Regions from separate parts of the Mus musculus genome. Here all the other regions are linked to region 1. A link is a loop called in an ENCODE intact Hi-C map of the cell type or tissue named here. Cell type or tissue: gastrocnemius. All regions are shown on one strand. Region 1 has its middle 28 kb from the start of Gm25038. Region 2 overlaps Tmprss15 (transmembrane protease, serine 15). Region 3 has its middle 11 kb from the start of Gm24861. Region 4 overlaps Chodl (chondrolectin). Region 5 holds the start of D16Ertd472e (DNA segment, Chr 16, ERATO Doi 472, expressed). Region 6 holds the start of Gm24861 (a small nuclear RNA gene).

The links. A loop is a pair of places that touch in the nucleus more often than their neighbours do. Peaks named below come from ENCODE experiments on the same cell type or tissue, not always from the same donor. Only the 100,000 strongest peaks of a DNase experiment are listed, where the experiment ranks them.
Region 2: a loop joins it to region 1, with 2.6 times the contacts of the local background. A loop is called at or near these places in 10 of 42 quality-filtered maps.
Region 3: it touches region 1 in a loop (6-fold over the local background); 38 of 42 quality-filtered maps call a loop at or near these places.
Region 4: it touches region 1 in a loop (2.9-fold over the local background); 11 of 42 quality-filtered maps call a loop at or near these places.
Region 5: it touches region 1 in a loop (3-fold over the local background); 11 of 42 quality-filtered maps call a loop at or near these places.
Region 6: a loop joins it to region 1, with 7 times the contacts of the local background. A loop is called at or near these places in 37 of 42 quality-filtered maps.

What each region holds. Positions count from the first base shown.
Region 1 is chr16:78,450,146-78,454,145 of GRCm38, forward strand. No RefSeq gene overlaps it. Among named protein-coding and RNA genes, the nearest start is that of Gm25038, 28 kb to the left of the region's middle. In gastrocnemius, a CTCF peak has its summit at 2,328 (motif pointing right); a DNase peak (open chromatin) is centred at 2,363; H3K27ac peaks cover 1,142 bases.
Region 2 is chr16:78,967,721-78,971,720 of GRCm38, forward strand. It overlaps Tmprss15 (transmembrane protease, serine 15), which reads right to left. Exons shown (of 28, transcript NM_008941.3): 23 at 547-596; 24 at 218-404. Among named protein-coding and RNA genes, the nearest start is that of Chodl, 39 kb to the left of the region's middle. In gastrocnemius, a CTCF peak has its summit at 1,766 (motif pointing right); no DNase peak of the experiment used is centred here.
Region 3 is chr16:78,633,255-78,637,254 of GRCm38, forward strand. No RefSeq gene overlaps it. Among named protein-coding and RNA genes, the nearest start is that of Gm24861, 11 kb to the left of the region's middle. In gastrocnemius, CTCF peaks have their summits at 2,185 (motif pointing left) and 3,915 (motif pointing right); DNase peaks (open chromatin) are centred at 2,180, 2,910 and 3,949.
Region 4 is chr16:78,948,319-78,952,318 of GRCm38, forward strand. It overlaps Chodl (chondrolectin), which reads left to right. Exons shown (of 6, transcript NM_139134.4): 6 at 2,039-3,415. The coding sequence ends at 2,123. Among named protein-coding and RNA genes, the nearest start is that of Chodl, 19 kb to the left of the region's middle. In gastrocnemius, a CTCF peak has its summit at 2,261 (motif pointing left); no DNase peak of the experiment used is centred here.
Region 5 is chr16:78,574,086-78,578,085 of GRCm38, forward strand. It overlaps D16Ertd472e (DNA segment, Chr 16, ERATO Doi 472, expressed), which reads right to left and starts at 2,603. Exons shown (of 5, transcript NM_001252439.1): 1 at 2,339-2,603; 2 at 1,836-1,969. The coding sequence starts at 1,962. In gastrocnemius, a CTCF peak has its summit at 2,249; DNase peaks (open chromatin) are centred at 518, 1,867, 2,311, 2,693 and 1 more place; H3K4me3 peaks cover 2,877 bases; H3K27ac peaks cover 2,298 bases.
Region 6 is chr16:78,624,660-78,628,659 of GRCm38, forward strand. Gm24861 (a small nuclear RNA gene) reads left to right here and starts at 88; the gene lies at 88-194. In gastrocnemius, a CTCF peak has its summit at 2,354 (motif pointing left); no DNase peak of the experiment used is centred here.

The DNA.
Region 1 (4,000 bases):
GCATAATGGCCAAGGCTGCAGTGACATCATTACCTGTCATAATCCTACAACCAATGGTGAGTTATCAAAGGTAGAACACAGCAAACATATTTGAATAGTTGTACATGCTATCGAAGACTGCAGGAAGGAGAACCCAAAGACTCAAGAAGAACTTTGTGTTTAGTGCATGCATGTTTACATGTGTGCGTGTGCACATTTGTGTGGAGATACTGAGCATCCTTCACAAGCTGGCCACTTTCTTTCTTGATGTGGGATTTCTCATTGGGACCTAGGACTCACTGATTAGGCTATGGAGATTGGCCAGGGAGCTCCAGAGATGGTTCTGTTTGCTTCTGCCCAGTTCAGGAATCACAAATATGTGCTAGCATCCCTGACTTTTTAAAAATAAGTGTATTGTTTATGGATGTGTGTGTGTGCTTGTGTGTGTGTGTTCTGTGAGGCCACAGGTCCATGTCAAGTGTCTTCCTTTTAATTATTTAAAAAATTTTAAGTTTATTCTTCTCTTATATATTATACTCTGGCCACAGTTCTCCTTCCTCCTCTCCTCCCAGTCTCCTCCCTCCCATCCACTCCTCCTAGTCCTCCCATCCACTCCTCCTAGACCTCCCCATCCACTTCTCCTAGTCCTCCCCATCCTCTTCTCCTAGTCCTCCCCATCCACTCCTTCTAGTCCTCCCCATCCACTCCTCCTAGTCCTCCCCATTCACTTCTCCTAGTCCTCCCCATCCTCTCCTCCTAGTCCTCCCCATCCACTCCTCCTAGTCCTCCCCATCCACTTCTCCTAGTCCTCCCCATCCTCTCCTCCTAGTCCTCCTCATTCACTCCTCCTAATCCTCCCCATCCTCTCCTCCTAGTCCTCCCCATTCACTCCTCCTAATCCTCCCCATCCTCTCCTCCTAGTCCTCCCCATTCACTCCTCCTAATCCTCCCCATCCACTCCTCCTAGTCCTCCCCATCTTCTCCTCCTAGTCCTCCCTATCCTCTTCTCCTAGTCCTCCCCATCCACTTCTCCTAGCCCTCCCTATCTACTCCTCCTAGATCTCCCCATCCACTTCTCCTAATCCTCCCCATCCTCTCCTCCTAGTCCTCCCCATACACTCCTCCTAGTCCTCCCCATCTTTTCCTCCTAGTCTTCCCCCATCCACTCCTTCTAGTTCTCCCCACCCACTCCTCCTAGTCCTCCCTCCCAGTCACTCCTCCTCTCTTATAGGAAAGCTTTTTATGCTTGAGGTTGTTCAGGCGTGAAGAACTGCTTAGAAATGCGACTGGACAAACTGACCCGGTAGCGATCCGAAATGTGGGAGGAAACCCTGAGTAGCCTGTCCAGATTCCTCTCGGCTCCTCTTTTGTGGCTTGCCCTCCTTCCTTGTGACGGATCAGATCCTTGGAACCGATCCTGGGAACAGGGAAGGGGCGGGGCAGCCTTTGAAGGTCTGTGGCCTGCTGAAGAGGAAGAACCAGCCCCTGACCGTCCCAGAGAGAAGGACCTCGGCCTCTGTGACTCACGTCAGAGATTGGCAAGGGAAAACTGGAAAGTGCCTCCAGTGAAATTTTCTAAGCAAACCATTTTCTAAACTACATCACTACTAAGTATAGTGTATACTTGTGTATGTAAAAAAATCAAAACAAACAAACAAAGCAGTCTGGACTCACAAACCTGGATAAATACTATGGAAAAAGAGTGTAGTATAGACCCAGAGTCACATAAGAGAAGCGACCCGTGCCGCGTCCACAGAACCACCACTGGTAGTGTGGGTTCCAAGTGCCAAGATATACTTGAGGGACAAACTGACTCTTGTGCTATGCAATATCTAATGTCGAGTGTCACAAGGTCTGCTGCCAACACAAGTGCCCGAAGCTCCTCTGCAGAAGAGGCCGCCAGAGACTGGAGGGTAGACTTGACTCTCACAAAGCCCTTTCGTACCTGGGAGAATTTTCCTATGTCCAGGACAAAATTATTTATGCTTATTTGTGAATCAACATCCTCATATTGGAAAGCAGTGATGGTACATGTTTTAAAAATAACTTCCAATACACAAGAAAGTGATAAATTTATACTTTATATTCTAAAAAGTGGTTCTGGAGACTGAAAAAAAATGAATGTTAGATTTTATGCTGTTCTTAGAAATTTAGGATGGGTGTGAGACAGTGGTAATCAAATTTCATAATTGCCCAGGGTGACTTTAGAAGTTTATCCAGGAAGTTCCAATACACTTTATTCCATACGAGTTCACCACAGAGGAGATTATTGGTGTCGGGTGAAACAACTTGCCTAAAATAGCTCCCTAACTAAAACTAGTTATGGAAAAGACAGTCACTACAGTAGTCTACCACAAGAGGGCGCATTAGTTCTTTCAAGATCAGCGAATCGACAGTCAAAGCCGTCAAAGGACTGGGAGCAGCAAGCGCTTACGCAGCACCTAAACATCAAATCTAAAAGAGTTTCTTTTGTCACGTTTACGGCACTTGAAAAGAATATGAGATTTGCACATTAGTAAACAAGCCACACAAAGTATCCTTTACATTGAAGTATCATTTATGTATTATGATATACACACACATGTTTTATTTTTAGATACATATTATTCACTGCCACCAGTGAGCAAGGTGTCTTGGCAAACATTAAGAAAACAAGTGGTTTCCTTTTGTTACTTGAAATGCAAATTGCAGACTGTTGAAACTAAGGTTTATCTTAGCAGACAGGAAAATACTTAAAGATTACGAACTATACAGAAAATTATACCAAATTGACATATTCAAATAATCTTCATGTTACTTTCTCACACAGGTAAATAGGAGATTTGTTATATATTAAGTAATGGCCTTTAACTTTTACTCTTGAGCGCTTACAGGGGTATGCTTTGTTTGTGTAATATCTACCCCATCAGCCTCTTGTGCCCCTCTCACTTTCTCTAGGAGTCATGACCTCTTCTTGGATAATTACAATTGTTTCACAAACATACGCTCACACACACACACTCACACTCACAGACACCTACATGAACACACTCAAACACATATACTCACATAGACAAACACACATTCAGACAGACTCATAGACATAGACATGCACACTCACACACATAGACACACACACAGATGCAGACACAGATATACAGACACATGCTCTCTCTCTCTGTGTCTCACACACACACACACACACACACACACACGCACACATATACACACATACTCTCACATACACATACTCACACACACAGATGCAGACACAGATATACAGAGACACATGCTCTCTCTCTCTCTCACACACACACACACATACATGCTCACACACAAACACACAGATACAGACACAGATATACAAACACATGCTCTCTCTCTCTCTCTCTCACACACACACACACACACCTCCTATTGGGCTCAGTTAGTATTACTTGTGTGCATGTGTGTCCACTTGTCCACTTGACATTGGATATTCAAGGGGCTTCCTTCCCCCTTCCTCAGCAGCCATGATTGTCTGTAGCTCTTCACCCAGTGGAGAGTCCTTGTAAAAATGTTTCCATCACATCAATCATGGTCATTCTGCTCTTTTGCTCTTACTGATAGATCATTTCAGGCCTTCGTTCTGCTGCTTTAATCACCAGTAAGAACATCAAAGAATTTGTATATTGTTACCTAAAGCAGAAGATCAAAGGTAAGTGAACTTAGAAAAAAAATAGAGTATGATACAGCATATCACGTGTGGGCTGATCCTAGAAGGATATGTGATGCTTTTTAGTAGAAAAAAAAAGTCATATGTATTTCCTACTAGTATTTCTTTTATCCAAAGGTGGACAAACTTTTTTTTTTGTAAAGAGTTATGAATTCCTGAATTGTGTGTTGTGTTAGTCAGGGTTTCTATTCCTGAACAAAACATCATGGCCAAGAAGCAAGTTGGGGAGGAAAGGGTTTATTCAGCTTACATTTCCATACTGCTGTTCATCACCAAAGGAAGTCAGGACTGGAACTCAAGCAGGTCAGGAAGCAGGAGCTGATGCAA
Region 2 (4,000 bases), 520 kb after region 1:
CTTTTCCCCAACTCTTGAAAGTTTTTCTTATGTTTCCTTAAATTTGTCAGATTTACTTAATAGCCTTTAAAACATGCACTGTGCTGTGGCTGCTTGCGTAGATATACATACGATATCTTTATTAGCAGGAGAAAGAGAACACGAGCCACTGTCCCAAGTCAATGGTTCTTCAGTCATGACTGACTGACATTTAGTTGGAAGTCATGTTCAAACTTACCTATACACACAGTGTGCAGCTGACACCAGCCAGTCACTGCTGACAAGAGATGCACCGCAGAGCAGACGGTCTGTAGACCTGTCTCTGTGATACAAAGCCACAACCCAGGGCCAGGCCCCTGCCTGGGCGTCACTTCCACCAACGATCTTTGGGCTGACTTTCTGAGTCACCTTTTTTTCTCCACATGCTATTAAAAGAATTGAAGAAAGGATATACCTTATTTTTTAGATAATTTATTTGGTCATGAAAATCGAAGTGATAACAAAATAGTTTCAAGTGACATATGTTGGAATTTTGAATTGAAGGAGTAAAAGGTGACAAATACTTACATTTATGGTTGCATTGCAATAGAATCAAGGAATCTTGGGAGCATTGTAGACTATAAGAGAAAAGAAGCTTTTATTAGTTAAGTAGACATTTAAATCTATATACCAGATATGAAATTCAGAAGAGTTGAAATCCACAGAAGAAAATGCCCCACGGTGTTCAAAATAGGGCTGTGCTTGTATTCTTCCATGGAATTTCAAATTATTTTAGGAAAATTATCCAGTATCAATATGGTTGTAATAGAATAAATACAATGTCTTGTGGTTTCCTGAAGACTGTGAGAAATGTTTGCTTTTGATTACTTTTATCACGAATTATTTTGATTTCAGCAAACATGGATTTCACTACTTTCTCATTCCTAGGGAATATGTTTCAATTACTCTAGTCTATATCTAAAACCACTTACAGTGCTAAACCCTGTGTTCAACATGGTCTCTTTCAATCAAGTACTTGTGACACATCACGGTTGTAAATCCTGAATTTTGGGCTTAGGTGATGGATAGTAACGCAAATTGATTATTTTTCTTCTCTACTTTTTTTTTCTTTTTGGTGAATAGATAACACATGCTAATGCCAGGCTGTAATTTTTAAGCAATATTAGCATATGACTTTTCTTTCTCTCCTTACTAAGTAGAAAACTTTTACTTAAAGAAACAGTCTTTCTGTAGTCTGGTACTACTCTTGGGCAAAGCATGGCTTACGTGGAGAAAAGAACTGAACGCTGCAAGTAATCTTGGGAATTAAATTAATTTCTGAAGGATCAGCGGAAAGGTAACGCATGCTTTGTTCTTGCCACAACAAGAGATGGTTCACTCCGGACTCAGTGAGATTGCCTAGTGCTCCCGAGATTGGTAATAACTGAAGCTAATGAACTGCTAATGTATGGATTTACCCTTTAATACTTTTAGACTATGATTGGCCATTTGGTGACAGACGTAGTAGAAACAAACTGTAAGAAAAAGATGAACTGATGAAGACCCGCTTCCAGTCTCATCTACTTCAGGGCTGTTCAGTGACAAGCCCTTCTATGAGGCTGTGAAATTCATTCTGGAAAGCAAATGGGCTTACGCTGGTAAAAGAGGCAGACATGTGCGTAGCGACTATAAAATAACGACTACGCGTAAACTACTGAAATCACATCGCCTATAGTTTTGAAATTTGGTTTTTCCAAAGCCAGGAAAACTTACATTAAAAAATAAAATTGTTTACGAGGTTTTATACAATTTGACCAGCAGAGGGCAATGTTACACCAGGAATCATAACACTGCCACTATTCTGCCTCTGCGGATATCCCACACATTAAATATTTGTATATGTGTGCCCACACATAGAATTAAATGCTCTACACTTATGTACTTACTTAAATGACGTGTGCATGTTGCTTGAGTACTCTTACTTTGGAAAAAGGATAAAAGAAAAAAAAAAAACACAAAACAAAGCTATGTGCTCACTAAAAGCAACTCCATAGTTTTAGAACACGAATGGTAAAGCTTATTTAAAAAGAACGTACGACATTCTATTATCAACATTCTCTTTTAATATATAAGACAACTTCAATAGAAATATAAGAAAATGTACTTTGTGAATGATCAGTATTTCTATATACCTCTCTATAAAATGCCTCGAAAATCTCAATTAATTTCCCTTTTGATGCTCACGTGTGTTTGAAAGAAAAGTAGGCTACAGGATGCATTGTAGGATACTTTCAAGTCTCACAAATGCGCTTTTCAAATCTACAGTGCTCATTAATAAAAATCCATATTCAGAATGGCTCCTGGGACAGTGTTACTGGCCTTAGAAAGGGCAAACAGTGCTTAAATATTTTTAATCAAGCACATAAGCAGTTAATAGCTCATTGCCATCTCACAAGAAATTTCACATTTTCTCCGATAACTTCTTCCTTATTTTTGTTACAGCTTTTAGAAGAAGGATACCCTCCAAAGCACTATTTTTCCATCTTACACTAAATGCCACAATTATATAACATTAATTAACTAAGGGACTGAATAAATCAATATGTCTCAATTTTGCCTGCTCAGTATAATAGGGCCAATTAAAGAAAGGATTGAAGACATTTAGCTAACTGGCTTTTTTGGTGTAAATGAGCATAAAGGGTACATCTATATAAAGTCTTTCTTTTTTCAACTACCATGAATATAAGTATAATCGTGGCACTAATATTAGTTGAAACTGTCACCTGACTCCTACAACTTTGTAGCAGATGCTCAGCTGGGTCTTCATGTGGGTCCCCTGACAATTGTAGCAGGCACTGTCTCTGAATCTATTGCCTGAACCTGGATCCCCTTCCTCTAGCTGAACTGCCTTGTTGGGCCTCAGTGGAAGGGGTGCACTTAGTCCTGCAACAGTTTGATCTGCTTGGGCAGGTTGGTACCCGGATGTGTGTGAGGCCTTCCTATCTCAGGAGGGATAGTTGGGGAGGGGCTGGGGAGGATGAGCCTGGGAGGAGAGGAGGGAGGGTGCTGCAATCAGGGATGTAAAGTGAATAAATAAATTAAGAAAAAAGAAAAAAAAGGAAATAATACGGTTTTTCTCTGAAAGAGGCATTCAATTAATTTGAATGGCTTTAAACTTTGTTTTCTCTTTCTTACTAATATTTACATCTAGGAAACCTGAATAGGTAGAATTCTCAGCATACCGGAGAACCATGGGCTCTCAGAACGCCTTATTAGAAAGGAAGTTGTGAAACCTGTGTGAAAACTTTCAGGTGGATTGGCTCAAACCCACTGGGATCGCTATCTGTCAACACTGACAGACAGTGCTAAACCCCAAGATTCTCTCGCAGATACTAAATGTAGAGCTTACAAATTTGTTTTATTGCTTGAGCTTTGGGGAGTGCTGACTTTCCTGAGCAGTGGAATAAGCTGATGCTGTTTTAACGTCAAGTCTGTTAAGTAAAGTGTACTGGTAACAGGATGCTAACTGTTAAGAGTGCAATTCTGATGTCTCTTTGCAGTCATTTCTCATCCCGAGTTTATCTGTAGTGGGAATATGAGATTCAGAGGCCAATTTCCTCAGTCTCAAACAAAAATCACTACTAATGTCTAAATAGGAGAAATTACATAATATACTATGACAGAATTTTTGAATAGAGGAAGGATGCTGATTTTTAATACTTCACAAAAAAGGGTATAAGAGAAGATCTAGCTTAAAATAGCAAAAAAAAGATACAATATAGGACTAATTATATTATTTTTAAATTATATTCATATTTGTTTGCTAAGAAAGATAACCCCTTGATTCTCACGTAACCCCTTGTCTTTTGATGGTTGTCTGAGGCGTATTTATCCTATTTATTCTAAAACTTACAATTTATTTTCATGATATTTAGAGCTTTAGAGTATGAGACTAAGAACAGTATTATGGTATATCATCTTCCTCTCTGTATGTCATAACAGCAATGGCTTAAAACAGTAAATTAGACTGTCTTATACAAAT
Region 3 (4,000 bases), 180 kb after region 1:
AAAGTCCATCAGCTGGGGACCAAGCCTGAAATATATGATGAGCCTTTCTCACTCAAGCCATCACAGGACTTGTAAGCTCTGTGTTAGGAATGAGGAAAGGAAAGTGACTTTTCCCGTTCCTGAGCTTTGAGGCTGTTCTTTTACTAGAGCCATAGTGGGTTCCCATGGAGAGGTAATGTGGTCTTACTTTTGCTTCTCTGGCTGCCCAATTCTGCTTCATAACACTTAGTTTGTACCAAAGCCTAGTGCAGTAGGTGCTGGGAAGGGGCCTCATTTTATGGACTTTCAAAATAGAATTTCAAAGAGTAAAGTAGGTTTCTCACAGCCACGTAAGGACATATGATGAGTTCCCTTGCTTTTGAGTTTTAACAAAAGTCTTCCTCCTGGATTGTTTCCCTGTCGCTGTGATAAACACCATGGCCCAAAGCAACTTACGGAGGGAAAGGTCATTTGTGGCTTACAGGTTTCTGTCTGTCATCAAAGGAAGCCAAAGCAGGAAACTGGAGGCGGCAGAGGAGGCAGTGACCACGGAGGAATGTTGCTTACTGGTTTGGTCCCTAGGTGTGCTTGGGTCTTCTTCAAGGAAGACCAGAATCACAGTTAGCTTGTGCCTGAGGAAGCTAGCGGTGATAGGTGATGGCTGGAGGTGGGTCTTCCCTTAGGAGCCGAAGTGTCGGCTAGGAAGCAAAGTGCTGAGGTGTAGATAGAGGAGTGGTTGTGTGGTGCTCGTTAAAGCTTTCTGAACATTGAGAACAGACCCAAACCCTACTCCAGAGAGAGCCGCGTGGTGAAGGCAATTGTGAAGGAGTGAGAGGAGAGGAGTAGTGGCCAGCTGCATGGCAGGTGGTTGGTGCATCCCGGTGGGAAACACAGTTGGCACAGCCCAGTGGGAAAGGCAGTTGATGCATCCCAGTGGGAAACGCTGTTGGCACAGCCCAATGGGAAGGTGTCCTTTAGAGAACAATATGGCGTAGCCCAACAGAGGACTGTGATACAAGGTCATACTTGTGCCACCTAAAAAGAGCTATGCCTTTTCCTGCCAAATTCTCTTTCCTAGGCTTGACCCGTGGAGAAGAAATAGAGAGGAAAACAAGGAAGAGAAAGGAAGCAAATCTTCTTTTCCATGCCTGCTGTAGAGTTATGAACTTGACGCGAGTTGACCACAGGGGAAGGGAGAAGTTCTCAATTGTAATGGCGACTGCACACACGTGACGAGTCTGAGCTGTATTGCCTTGGTCTGTGACTGGTTTGGAAGATAACTTTTCAGCAAGCACAAAGCAGAAAGTTCTATAAAGCTTGTTTGTCTAGGGAGCCAATGATTCCAGAGAGCTAATATAGTGTCTCCTGCCTTTACTGTGTGTATTCCACCACATCCAGCTTGAAACACTCATAATCACCCTACTGTGTTCTTGGTCAAGCTGGCCCGTCTGGGCTGCACAGAGCAAGAGACCGTGCCTCAAACAAGGTGGGAGGACGGAAGAACCAGCACCCGAAGTTGTTCTCCAATTTCTACATCATTGCTATGTCATGTGCGTGTATACACCTATACCTGCATACCTACGTTTACACATTCACACACACATCCATCCATTTATCCACATAGATGCTCAGAATATGCTAATTCAAATATGTATTTACAAATATACATACATTCATACACAGACTCATATTCTTACACAGGCACACACTTTCACATATATACATGTATCTACATGTATATTCACATTTTCACATACACATATGCACACATTCATACTCAATACATATTTATACACACATATATTCATGCATGAATATACATCTCCCTCTCTCTCTCTCTCTCTCTCTCTCTCTCTCTCTCTCTCACACATACACACACACACACACACACACACACACACACACACACACACACGGTTAAAAATTCAGGTTCATGAGAAGAGAAAGACACCAGCCAATGATCATTCTTTTACTCCTGTGGTCTCAATTAACTAAAACAATTGGAACTCAGGATTAAGACAGTCTTGGAGTGTGAAATATGAAAAGAATTATCTGAAGCACAAAGTGTGAAAAAGGGTGCTTCAGAGAGTGCATTAATATGTAATCAGGGCAAACAAACCAAGAGGAAAAGGCACCTGTTTTGCTGGGCAAAAGGAAAAGGCTGGCAGGGTCTCTCTGAGACTGTCGTTTGATGCGCCCTCTAGTGGCCACTGCAGTACAGAGATTCAGTACGCATTCCAAAGCTGTCTCTATAAACGGGACTTGGACTTCCAACTGCCCTAGTTCCTGTCTCTAGCTGCATGTGTATCAGAAGATGACCTGGTCGACCATCAGTGGAAAGAGAGGCCCATTGGTCGTGCAGACCTTATATGCCTCAGTACAGGGGAACGCCAGGGCCAAGAGGTGCGAGAGGGTGGGTGGGGGAGTGGGTGTGGGAGGGTGTGGGGGACTTTTGGGATAGCATTGGAAATGTAAATGAAATAAATACCTAATAATAAAAGAAAAAGAAAAAAAATTTAAAAAGGCCTCCATAAAAAAAAAGTCTAGAACCTTTGTCTAGGGCTTGCAGAGATCTTTCTCTTTTTAAAGTTATTTTTTACATTCACTTTGCATCCAATCATAGCCTCTCCTTCCTCTCCAGTCTCTCACGTACAAATCATTCCCCCTTGCCCCCTCCCCTTCTCCCCAGAGAACAGAAAGCCCCCTTAGGTACCACCCCACCCTGGGGCATCTAGTCCTAGTAGGACTAGGCACATCCCCTCCCACTGAGACCTAAACAGGCAGTCCAGGTAAGGGTAAGGGGACCCAATGGCAGGGAACAGAGACCGAGTCGACAGCCTCCGCTTTACTTAGGGACTCATATGAAGACCAAGCTGTACGTGTGCTACAGATGTGTAAGGTCCAGCTCCTGCATGCTCCCTGCTTGTTGGCCCAGGCTCTGTGAACGCCCACGGTCCCAGGTTGGTTAACTCTGTGGGTTTTCTTCTGGTGGCCTTGATCCCTCCGACTCGCTCATTTATATCCTCCACTTTCCACAAGACTCCCTGGGTTCCGCCTGATGTTTGATTGTGGGTCTCTGTATCTGCCCCTATACTCTGGTGGATGAAGCCCCTCAGGAGACAGTTATGTAGCTTCCTGTCTGTATCATTAATGGTGTCAGGGGTGGGCTCTCTCCCATGGAATGGGTCTCAAGTTGGGGCTGTCATTGGTTGGCCATTCCCTCAGTCTCTATTCCATCTTTAGCCCTCGAAGAGATCTCTTCATACACGTTGACTCTCTGACTGCTCAGGTGGAGAGTGGGTGAACACGAATGTGTCTGTGTCAGTTTGCAGATAAACAGCTCTCGTGCCCAGTGCAACTTGGTCACTCACTTTAAGTATGATGGGCCACATAGAAGAGAACCAAAATCCATGAGTTTCTCAACCAACCTTTGGTGTTATTTAGAAAGAATGAATAGCAGCCTAGTAATAAGTAAATGCCACTAAGCAAATGGCTACTCACTCCCTATATGGTTTGCTTCCTATTGTTGTGAAAGGAAAAAAAATTAAATAAAAGAAAAGGAAATATATTTCTGTCCACAGAATATAAATTATCTTTACATAAAGGGGTGTCTCTGTTTATAAAAGGTTGATGTGTCTTCCTTTGGGGTTATTGAATTATGTTTTGCTCAGACAGTCATGGAATAGAAAGTGGGTCGCATACTTTCTGAATTCCTTTGAGTAAACAATGATTCCACATTGTGTAAAAGGCAAATGACAGACTGGGCTCCTTCTATGGGCTAGTGTGGGGTTTGATAATGTGGTTCCTATGAGATTCTTGTCATTTTCTGAAGGCAATTTGTTTTACCATAGTTTTAAAAGTGTTGTGACTGGATTACTGTAGTCAGTCATTTGATCAGTTCTAAGCGTGCGTATTACTGGAGGAAGTGACCTACTCCTCTCCTCCAGAGGGCAGCAAAACCGCACTTCTCAGTGCTGAAATTCTTACAAGTCTGTTGATAGACCTATTTTGACCTGATCAT
Region 4 (4,000 bases), 500 kb after region 1:
TAACCAAATCAAATCAAATCAAGTCAAATGAAATGAAATGAAATGAAATCAAATTAAAACAAGAATAACAAAGGAAAAAATCGAATAAAACAAAACAATAACTTTTGAAAGTATGAAAATCATTTAAAAATAAGGGGGTTAAGCTCTGGCAATTAATACTAAATTTTGAGACCCTTTTAATTTTCATTAAAAGACAAGTTAAACACTGTAAATTTATTTTCCTGTACACACACACACACACACACACACACACACACACACACACACGAAAATAAATATGTCATTTCTTGTCCTAATTCCTAAGACTATGGATGGAAACATGTTGATCTCTTACTGGGAAAGCAGTGGTGTAGGGGGATTACAAATCTCTTCTAACCCAGACAGGCTGTTTAAAGTGGCCATTTAAATCATTTAAATAGCAGCTCCATTAGTAAACACTAAATATATGATTCAAACGTTCTCACTTGTCAAGTGAAATGTGCTAACACGTCGAGCAACAGTGGCACTGCCTTGAAGGTTTGTTTTGTTTTTCCCAAGAGTGGTTGTTTTCATTTAAAAGATCTGTGGCTGTTTTCACGCATTTGAAAATTTCAGTGTGAGAAAATAAACCAAAATTGGGCCCTGTCAGTTGCCGGGATGAGCTTAAGTCCTTTGTCCATCATTCTTAGATCCTCCCCTTTTCCTTTCTTCCAGGAAAGCAAGGAGACACTTCATCAAAGACTCCACTCCATTATCATCTGAGTGCCTTGCAGAAAGTTTAAATTCCAATCTGGTACACATGGCGGGTTCTCTCATTCCATACCATTTCCAAAATAACTCTCCTTCCCTTAACTAGTAGAACATTTTTTAGTGAATGATTAAGCACAATTGAGGCCACATGGATATCTTAACTACTTTTCTTACCATTTAAAATCCCTTCCTCTTCATAAACTTTGCCTGACTTACTTTCTCTTCATGCTGGATATACCTGGTAACATTATGTTGATCTTATTGATTAGAAGGAATATCCATAGAATGTGTAATTTGGAATTTTATTTATCACCACAACACTCAAATTGATATGAAGCAAGTGTTTTTGCATCATAATGCTCAAGGCTTTAGAAGTAGATCTTTTTGTCTTTAAAGAGTTCTGCAAATCGACAGGATGGTGGAATGTTGCAAAGGTGTATCTGTGAGTGGGGGCCAAAAGCTATTAGGGGTTGAACTGTGGGAACCTTGGGCCCACATAAGGACTAAACATAGGGGGCTGTGGATAGACCAAGTGAAAGATTATTTCCAGGAAACGAAGGCAAAGAAATGCAGATCTTGACATTTGATCTTGGGGATACTTACAGGCACTTTTACCGTAGCCAGAACAATGACTACTATGGGAAAGAACAAACTGAATCCCAGGCACAATCCCATAAGGGCCTAGGTCTCGTTCTAGGGAATGGAACTTACATGTCAGACCTATCTTGGAGGAAGAACTCACAAGCCCCCGAGTCCGTGAATGTGCATCTGCCTTGGACATACATTGATTCGAGAGAGAGGCACAATGAACCTTTCAGTACACAAAGGACTTAAATCCAGTTTAGGAAGACTAAAGGAAAAAAAAAAACAATAGATGGTTACTTGCACCTAGGACTGGAGCATGTGTTTGGGAACGATTGGACACTAATTGTATCAACAATTATATCAGAGTGCCCATAAAGCGAGATTCAGAAACCTGGCCAAAGAAAACAAGGTTTATTGGGGGAGGGGGGAATGGGAGGTTTTAGTACTCTGCTGGGCACTGTTGCACATGCGTGTTTGAGCTCTATGGTTAGTGAAAAGATACAAATATGCAAATATGCTTGTCTGTTCTCAACACTTATAAGAACTGTTTGCCATTTTTACATCTTGGAATAATCTAGACTTTTTTTTTGTAGGAATGGAAAGTATTCTCAGGAGGGAAGAAGAACTCATAATATCTGTCTGACTGTCTCCATTTGGACCGAGACACATTTAGTTTGATACGACTCAAGAACTGAATTTATTTCTTCTTATGTTTTTTTTCCAGTAAAGGAAGATCAAAAACTAGCCCGAATCAGTCTACACTGTGGATTTCAAAAAGCACGAGGAAGGAAAGTGGCATGGAGGTATAATAATGAACTGGCATTGTTCTGGAAAAATAAAATAGTTTTGTAATCGTTGATCAATGTAAGGAATGGCATCATCACCTTGGAATGGCTTGAAATCTCAAAGGATCTGCAAGATGGACTGTAAGCTCCCCCTTGAGGCAAATGTCAAAATAATTTTTAGAAGTTTATAGTTTCACTTACAACATATGCTGAGTGAGACCTGGTTACTCTCCTAAAGGATACACCTAAATTTCATGTAAAAGAAATGGACCATGCGGATATAATTTCTGTGGACCAATCTGGAATACCTGTGTTGGGAGTAGTTACTCTTGCTCTCTTTCTTTTTTCATCTTCATAAATTTTGATCTATGTCATGTAATATAAATTGTATTTCAATTTACGGTGTGCAGAAACATTCTACCTTTGCAAAAGTGTTTGATGAAAATAGAGTGTTCTGATATTTATATTTATGACATTTGATTTTTACATATATAGTGTTTTCATTAAAAACTGAATTCACACAGACACAAAGAAATCCTTGCATAGGGAAAACATTTCTTTGGTAGGATAGTTCATGTTTGTTCTGTTTCTTTGCTTTGGGTTCGATAAAGTTTAGGAAGTATCTTCAGAAATAAGAAACTATTTCATTGACTGTGCTGTTAATCTGCTGAAACACTTTACTTAGAGGCAAGAACTGTCTAACTTCAATTGTGCAAGACACGTGCCTTACAATTATTCTTAATTTAAAATTAAACAGATTTTTGTAATAAAGTATCTTTAATAATACTTGTATAGACACCAATAGAGTTAACCTTGAAAAAAATGGCATCTGCAGTACAAATCACAGGTCTTCACATGTTGCCTATAGAATTGCAAATAGCTCCCCAGAGTGTCAGGAATCAATGTGGCTCCTCCCTTTCAATCAAACAGAGTAACTATTTGAAGGCTTTGGAGTCAGACAGTTGCTGTTTGGCTGAGGTTCTCCTAACTGAATTTAGCCTGTATAATATATAAAGCTCAATGGTTTCCAGCAGTGTGATGCTAAGCAGAACACACTGATATTAATGATTAAAAGAAGAAGAAGAAGAAAAACAAAACTACAAATCACATCATTTAATGGGCCAGGGACTCGAGGTTGCTGATGTTTGCTTATCTTTGATGAGTGTTGTTTGTGGTTGTGAACTGTGGCTTCCTTCTGTCTGATGGAGTTTCCTCAACACGTAGCACTTGTTCTTCTCAAGAGAGTTGTAACTATTTTGTCTTCAAATGTCCCTGTGTCACTTTTAGCCAAATAAAGAGTTCTTGTTTCTGAAGAATGATCTTTGGTGTTGTCTACATTCTTAAGGGACCAAGGCCCAGATGTGTTTCATCATTACCTGAGGATGAAATCAAACATTGCATGTGAAGAGCCCAGACAGCGGCAGATCTGAAGGAACAGGGATGTTTCTTCTTTCTCTGTCAGTCTTGTTCAGTTAGACAGTCCTTAAGTAGACTTGGTTTTTCCAAACAAGAGGCAAAAATGGGCTCTCAGATCTTTTCCTGCTGCCTTGAGACTGAATGGACAACTGCATTCTAAGCTCAGCTGCCCCCACTTAGCTCCATCCTTTTGGGTCAAATGGGAGGCCAGCTGTTTGGATCTATGTTTTGCCTGTATGCCAACTCCACTCGTTTCTCCATTTAGCTATCCAGAACTCTAACAGCTGAAGGATGGAAGCACAAACTGAAAGGGGAAGGCTGGTGTTTCTTTTATTATCAAGGTCAGGAAAGCATCCAGTGTTAATGGCAAACTCCATCTGTGACAAGGGTGGGAAAACAATTCTCTGTCCTCTTAAAAGATGGTGATGATACCATCTTTGAAAAGGGTTTGTAAAGTTTTAGCTGGCCCTTGCAAAACCGGTACA
Region 5 (4,000 bases), 120 kb after region 1:
TTTTTTTTTTTGTCTTTTAGACTAATAGACAAGTATTATTTCAAAAAACATAGCACCGGGGTCATGTTTACACATCAAGAGCTACAATGCTCACAGTTAGTTAAAAGGCAGCTTCAGAAGGGCCAGGAAAGCAATTATGAAAACTGAGGTCTCTGCAGTAAAGTGTTATATGGCATGATGATTTACGTATCAGGAAGCACCAATTAGGGAAAGCTGGCTGAATCAAAAACCAATTAGGATTCGGGAGGAAGGATTTCCAGCATCTATCCCACAGTTCACTACCTATTGACAGTAGATGAGTGGGACTGAGGTCACAGCCACAAGAACTAGATGGCCGGGCTTCGAAGCCTGGGACTACCAATTACTAGCGATGTGCCTTCAAACTGCACTCCTTAGGTCTCTCATGTTCCATTCCATCACATTCAAACAAGTAATCATAGCAGGCATCCCAGAGCTATTTTGAATGAAGATAATCCAGTAAGACGCTTAGGGCCAGGCTTGGCACAGATGTGCTCCCAGCAAACATTTGCCTGGCACAGAAGAACAGCTTGCTGACGCCACTCCAGCAACCTGGAGCAGCCCACCCACCCACCAGGCCTCAGTTTCTTCCAGACAACACAGAGATTGCAAGTTGATCCTGTCTGATGTCTCTGCCCTTCTAAAATGTAAACTTCCAGGAGGTGTGAGAACACACAGGAAAAAAAACTGTTTCCAAAGAGCAGAAGTGTGCCCTCTCACTGGGGCACAGAGAACATAAATATAAACTCCACACACACATAAAAAAAAATCGTCATTTCTAAGTCACGCTTTTAAAACTAGGTGTAATCACTACAATTTACTAAAGCCAGAGTAACAAGCATACTACTTAGCCCACAGAAACTCCATGATGCGCCAAGACAGACACCATTTGGAAGCTACAACACTTCTGAGTAACAAGTCCTAACAGGAATGGCAAAGTCTATGATCTCAGTACAGGAGTGTGCTTAGCAATAAGGATACATTGTCCCTCTTAATAAGACAAAAAAAAAATCATGAAAGTCTTTAAAGACAAAATGAAATGTTGTTTTGAAACCAAGCCCTTAAGCATCTAGGTATTTCAAAATATTTAGTATCTAGTAAGATCTTTCTCTACTGACAGACACATTAGAACCTCAAAATTCAAGTTATACACAAATTTTTATTTTGGGGGAAATTTTAAGATTCTTCTTCAGTGTGACTCATAGATACCCCAAAAGACTTGGGGTTTCACTGTGACAGTGCAAATAGAAAGCTCACAGCCCATGTTTCCTGGAAACATCTAGGACCCAGTTATCTGTGTACCCAACACAACCTTCAGCAAAAGGTTTAATTTCTCAAGCATTTCTTTTACACATTCTCACAATGGTACTGGCATCGAAAGAATTGAAAAGTCCTTTTTTAAAAAGATTATTAATATTAAAGGAAGTTATTTAAAATCTGATATAAACAACTTAAAAAAATAAAAGTTAGTTAAAATTCACCACATGATGGGAAAAATAGAGACTAAGTTTGGCAGAAAGGAGTAAAATTATATCTGCCCACGTGTACGGTCATGTTGATTCTTAAATGTTTATCAGACAATACCTGCACTTCATTTCATATTAGTTAAAAGGAGCTTAACATTCTGTTATAAAGACAAACATTTCCCTCGACTCATAACTATTGTTAACTCTGGCTTCATTTCCAGAAACCCTTAGCAGATCTTCACTTAGGACAATCTCTAGGCTTTCAAGCAGTTGCAGTGTTACCTCCAAACATCTCAGCCTAAGTTGCACAAAGTAGTACGCGGCACGCAGTTAAAACCGCAGAATCCTTACCCTCGAGATTTAGCTCGAAGCAAATGTGGCAGAAGGAGAGCGTGTCTTTGTCTGTTCCCAGTTTACAAACACTGCAAATGTTGTCATCATTCAAGTCAATGCTTACAAACTGCTCCTCTTCGTTCATAGTGCCCCTATGAGGAAAGAGAAAGGAGCAAGTTACACAACGGCAAAAACTTGCTTATGGCCTGCAGTAACCGACCAAAAACCCCCCCAAAAACCGAAAAAGGAGGCGTTTGCAACAGCCCTGTCAGGCAAGCATCGCCATACCTGGAGTTACAGTATCACAGTTTTACTGCGAAAAAGCAAAAGGGCTGCCCACAGGAGACACCCGCCTCCCGGGTCGCGCCGGCAGACACCCGGCCTGTCAACCAACTTCGGGTCGGTCGCTGTGGCCAGAAGGAGCCGCTGGGACGCGGCTTTGCCAACTTCTGGGTGAGCGTCTGGAGGCGTCCCGCTAACTCGGTTACCCGGCTCCCCGGCTCCGCCGCGGCAAGACGCACGTGGGGACTGGGACACCCGGGAAGGATCGGCTCACGTCGGAGACTCTTCAGCCACGGACCGGAGGGTCCCGGGGACGCCACTCGAGGATCGTGGGCGTCCGGCACGGCGTGGGATCCGTCTCGTCTGTCCGTCCGTCCCGGCACTGGTCCTGAGCACCAGAGCGGCTCAGAGAAGGACCTCTACCGTCCGGCTCCGCGGGCCACCGTCCGCGCGCCACGATCCGATCCGCACTATTGTTTCCGCCGGCGCCGCAGCGCAGACAGCAGCGCGCTCCGCCCCGCCCGGGCCGCCTGCGCCACCCCGAGCCGCCCACGGGGAGAGCGGCCGGGCCAGCCCACAGCCCCAGGGCCCCACGTGGCCACCCTAGCGCAGGGAGTGTAGCCGCCCTCCGCCCGCCCCGCGCCGCCCCGCGCCCCCGTGCGCATCCTCTTGCGCCTCCGCGGAGAGCATCTCGCTCCCCTCCGCGTGGCGCACATGGACCCGTCCGGCCCGCCTCCCTGCAGCCCCTGAAAACTCCAGCCACTTGCGGATTGCAGGAATGGGCCCACGGCTAAGCCTGAGGGGTGGAGGAGGAGAAAGGCACACACGCGTGGGGAGTGTATTGCTTCAAAACCAGGAGCCTGAACCAAGTATTATCCTTGAACTCCTGTTTCATGTTGGTTGACTTTCTGAATGAGATAAAAGTTGATAATTCAGATATCCCGATTTAGGTATAATTCTAGAAGCAGAGCATCTTTTCTTCGAATTATGTATCACGATGTGGTACCTCCCATGCACATCCACGGAAAACATTCCCGAGGCTCCGCCTCTTGTTTTTAAGTCTACCCCTTTCCTAAACTTTTTTTTTTTTTAGTATGTAAATGTACTTTCATCATCTGCTTGACTCCTTAAGCCTTGCCTAGGCCACAAGTCTACGCAATACTTTCAGTTACGTTTGCTATGCTAGTCTTTCTCAACAGTCCACAGAAGAGAAACAGGAAACTCGGCTCTTGCAGTTTAGTGGTGACTAACCCTTTATCGCAGTTTCTTAGAAACAAAAACTGGAGCTTGAACTCAAGGCTGCGGAGGTAAAGCCACTAATCAAGGACTCAAAAAAGTCATCTGTGCCCATGCTACCGAAGTGTGGTGGATGACTCAAAGACCCCATGTGGCGTTTTTACAAATGCAGAATCCAGAAATCAATACCTTGCTCTGAAAAAGACCCCCAGATCCATGGACCTGAGGTGCCTCAGCGGGGGTGGCATGAGGTGGGATGGGGGAGGGGGAGTGTTTGCTATGGCAAACCTGGCAACCTGAGCTCCATTCCCAGTGGAACGGAAGTACTAACTCCACAAAGCTGTCCTCCAAGAGTGTCCCACAGTCACCAGGACACGCCCCCCCATTAATAATAATAATGAATATTTTATAGGTCCCTGCCCCCTATGCATATTAAAATTTGGGGTGTGTTAAATATCTTGCATTTTGGATTCTACTCATTTATTTAATTAAAGTGATTTTTACAAAGTTTATATTTGTATGTGTATGTTTGTATATGTGGTGTGTATGATGTGTGCATGATCATATCCTGGCATGTGTGTGGAGCTCAGAGGACAACTTCAGATGTCTGTCCTCATTTTTTTTTTTTAAATCTTGTTTGAGAAAGGGCCTCATTGCTGTTCATA
Region 6 (4,000 bases), 170 kb after region 1:
GAAGTGAAGGAAAACATACCTTTGATGGAGCTGGCATTCTGGATTTGTCATTAATACATCCTACAAATGTTTTAGAAAGTAACTTTCGTGCTCGCTTCGGCAGCACATATACTAAAATTGGAACGATACAGAGAAGATTAGCATGGCCCCTGCGCAAGGATGACATGCGAATTCATGAAGCGTTCCATATTTTTGTACCCCGGAGCTCTTGACTCTAGCTGCATATGTATCAAAAGATGGCCTAGTCGGCCATCACTGGAAAGAGAGGCCCTTTGGACTTGCAAACTTTATATGCCCCAGTACAGGGGAACGCCAGGGCCAAAAAGTGGGAGTGGGTGGGTAGGGGAGTGGGGGAGAGGGTATGGGGGACTTTTGAGATAGCATTAGAAATGTAAATGCGGAAAATACCTAATTAAAAAAATAATAAATAAAAAAAGAAAGTAATTTTCTCTTGATACTTTTCTGGACTGTACTATTCATACTTAAAAGTAAGACATGTGATAATATTGCCCACTTGGTATTGAGCGTGATATTCAGCTCATGAGCTTCAGACCCAAGGCAAAAATTGTTCCTTCAGGCCAGCAAACACAACATCTCTATTACTTCTTGGAGGGGTGTCTCTCACTTTTGCCCACTCCTTAGCTTTTCTTCCAATTCATATGTGAGGGCAGTAAGTGTTTTCTTACCTAAATATAGTGCAGACACAAAGCAAGAGTTCTCATGGGATGCAGAGGTCCTGGAACACCAGCAAGTGGCAGGTGGCACTTTGGAGAACAATGGTGATAACTGCTTCAGCAAGACAGTGTCTAAGAGTGGACATTAATTAGAACACTGTGCATGCCCAAGATCAGACAGAGGAACTGCTCTGCTAGGAGCAGATGATCTCGCTAACATACCATAAAACAGTAAGTGTGTTTTTTAACTGAAAGAATAGAGAAAATGGATAGAAGTGAAGGCAGATAAAACATCCTACACCAAATCCTAATTAAGTGTGGTTTTTATCTTCTGTGTCTGAGTATTTTCATCACAGAAGTATTGAGGAAAATATTGAGTTAATATTAGAATGGCTCACTGTGCCACGTATTGCCTATACTTAGCCTAAAATTATTAACAAACTGTGTGGAGGAATGCGTGAAAATTTTATTTTGTAGGGCAGATACCTTCTGGCTAAATTAATCCATGTATTATCATGAGAGTTTTGAGTTAAAGGATGCCTTACGTGCTATTGTGTGTGGCTAGACAGGGGAGATGCTACATGAAGACTGTATTCTACATCTGAAACCAGATGGTAAACTGTCAACTAACCAGGACCTTTCTTTTGCCAGGCTTGATTGGGTTTAAGGTAAAAGACATATCCATTTTCTCTAGAGACCACAAAAATTTTTCATAAATGGTGCATGACTGAACCTGGTGAGGTGGCTAAGGAGGGACTGACTGATACCTGCCACCAAGTCTGATGACATAAGTTTGATCCCCACAACCCACATGGTAGAGGTAGATAACAGAATCCTGTAAATTGTCCTTTGACCTCTGGACTTGACTCCCCAGGGGGCACAAATGTTCACAGACACACACACACACACACACACACACACACACACAAGAGAATATGTGTGTGTGTTTGTGTGTGTGTGTGTGTGTGAGAGAGAGAGAGAGAGAGACAGAGACAGACAGAGACAGAGAGACAGAGAGAGACACAAACAGAGAGAGAGAGAGAGATAGAAAGACTTTGAAGATTCTGCTGCTGCTTCTCTGAAGAAGCCAGAAAGACACAGAGATGCATCGGGCACAGTGAGGTGGGCAGGCTTTTGTCATGCCAATAAAGGAACAATTGTCAGGTCAAGCATTTGGCTGTGCGAAGTGCTTAGATCATGTGCATCAAATGGAGAAATTATAAGTTAACTGGATATTCAGCTAAAATAAAGCTTGTCATTGAAGCTTTGAAGTAAAATGCTCTATAATAATTTTCATTGAAATTCTATAAAAAGAAATAGGATAGTCATGAATATTCTAGTCTTAAGAAGCAAATATTCCAAGTCTTAAGCTTTAAACATTTATTTATTTATTTATATATTTGCTTATTTGTGAGTGGGTTGCACACTGACACAGAGGGCAACATATAGAAGTCTTTCTACCGTGTGTGTTCTGGGTATTGAACTCAGGCTATGAGGCTTAGTGGAAGCATCTTTAACTGCTGAGACATGTCTCTGCTGCATTCCCCCTCCCCACCCCCAGCTATTTCCCCACACTGTGGCTATCTGGGGCTCTAATATGCTTTTGTGTGTATCAGCAAGTAGCAATCCAGGTTTCCTCATAACTTCTCTCTCTAGTAAGTGCAATGTTCTTCTGAAAAATTTTGCTGCCTTCTAGTGGACACAACTCAAGAACTAAAAATTAAAATCTATCTCACGTTTTAAGAAGTCTAGCACTTGGACATGTTCCCATAATTTCTTTCTACTTTTGGAAATCTGGATGCATTTTCCACATGAGCGAAATTATAGGGAGTAGAATTTCAGATTTCTATAAAATACAGTATTGACTGCATGAAGAGTCTTTAAGTAGACACTGTATGTCACAATGAAAACACCTGGAGAATCAATGTGCCCAGTTGATAATATTCACTGCACACAAATGTGAAAGAGTCAATTACTCACTTACTTTGGCCTTTGTTGAAGAATTCATTTGAGGGATGACTAATTTATTAATTCCAATTAGCAGACTGAAACTCCTTCATTAAATGGGAGGAAATGTCTTCAGTTTTCTCCCATCTCCTTTCCACCACAGAAAACATTAATGAGTGGCACCATTTCTTTTGAACTCTGTCCCTTTATTTGACTCTTAGAAAAAAGCTCTGATGGCTTCGTCTTTATTTGTCACCTCCAGATGCCACCACTGGAGTCTTGATTTAGTCAGTGACCTGTCCAGCTCCTTTCCTGTCCTCACGCCAATAACTCCTAATGACTTAAGTGTCATTTAGTTGTAGGTTGGTATAAAATATAAATGGATAGAGATGTAGCTTCGTGGTGGTAGAGTCCTGTTTTAATTACTTTTCTGATGCTGTGTCAAAAAGCCGTGACCAAGGCAAGAAGCAAGAGTTTATTTGAGTTTGTGCTTCTAGAATGCATGGTGGTAGGTGAGGGACAGCAGCAGGCTGCCTATGCAGAACTCTGAGAGACCAAGTTTTCAAATGCGAACAAGAAGTACAAGGATAAAACTGTGTGTGGAGCTAGGCTCCGACCTCTCAAAGTTCGGCTCACCTTCCTCCGTCAAGTCCCCACCTCCTAAAAGTTCTCACTACCAACTAGGGACTGATGTTTGAAATGCCTGAAACTCAGGGAGGTGATAATTTTTCATCCAAACCACCACACATATTTACTTAACACGACCTGTTTCTCCCCCATCCCTCAGGAAGCAGAAACCTGAGTGTTTAAGACAGGGGATAAAAGCGAGAAATTGACTGAACAGATGAGCCCAGAAGAGAGGTGTCAAATAGGACTTGTGAGAACACCAACCAGTTTGCTCTAGCAGTTTTGGGGACCTGGGCTAGCAGGTACATTCATAGAAGCCCCAAAGGTTGGGGCATCAGGAATACCTGGAGCCATGGCAACGTTCATCCTAGCCTTGTACTACAGAGATGTCAGCCATCCCACAAAAGCCAGATGGGGTAAAGAATTAGAGAGAAAACGCTCCATTTCTGAAGCAGTTCTTAGGGTAAAACACCTATCACACCACGTTTACACAATTCTGCCACTAAGCACGTGGCAAGAAGTGAGGGGGAGAGGGACACTCTTGCTGCCAGCTTTCACGCTTTTTGTTATCCTATTCTGACCATGGCTCTTTGGGCCTCATAGCCCTATATCTCTGGTGCTTTCTGTTGCTCCTGGTCCAGGTTTCAGCCAGCCCACTTCTGCAGTACAAGCATCTTGGCTTTCAGTATCTCGTTTGAGAAGAGTTTCTGTGACTTACAAGTAAAAATAAGTTCCCACGCAGTGTAATAAAT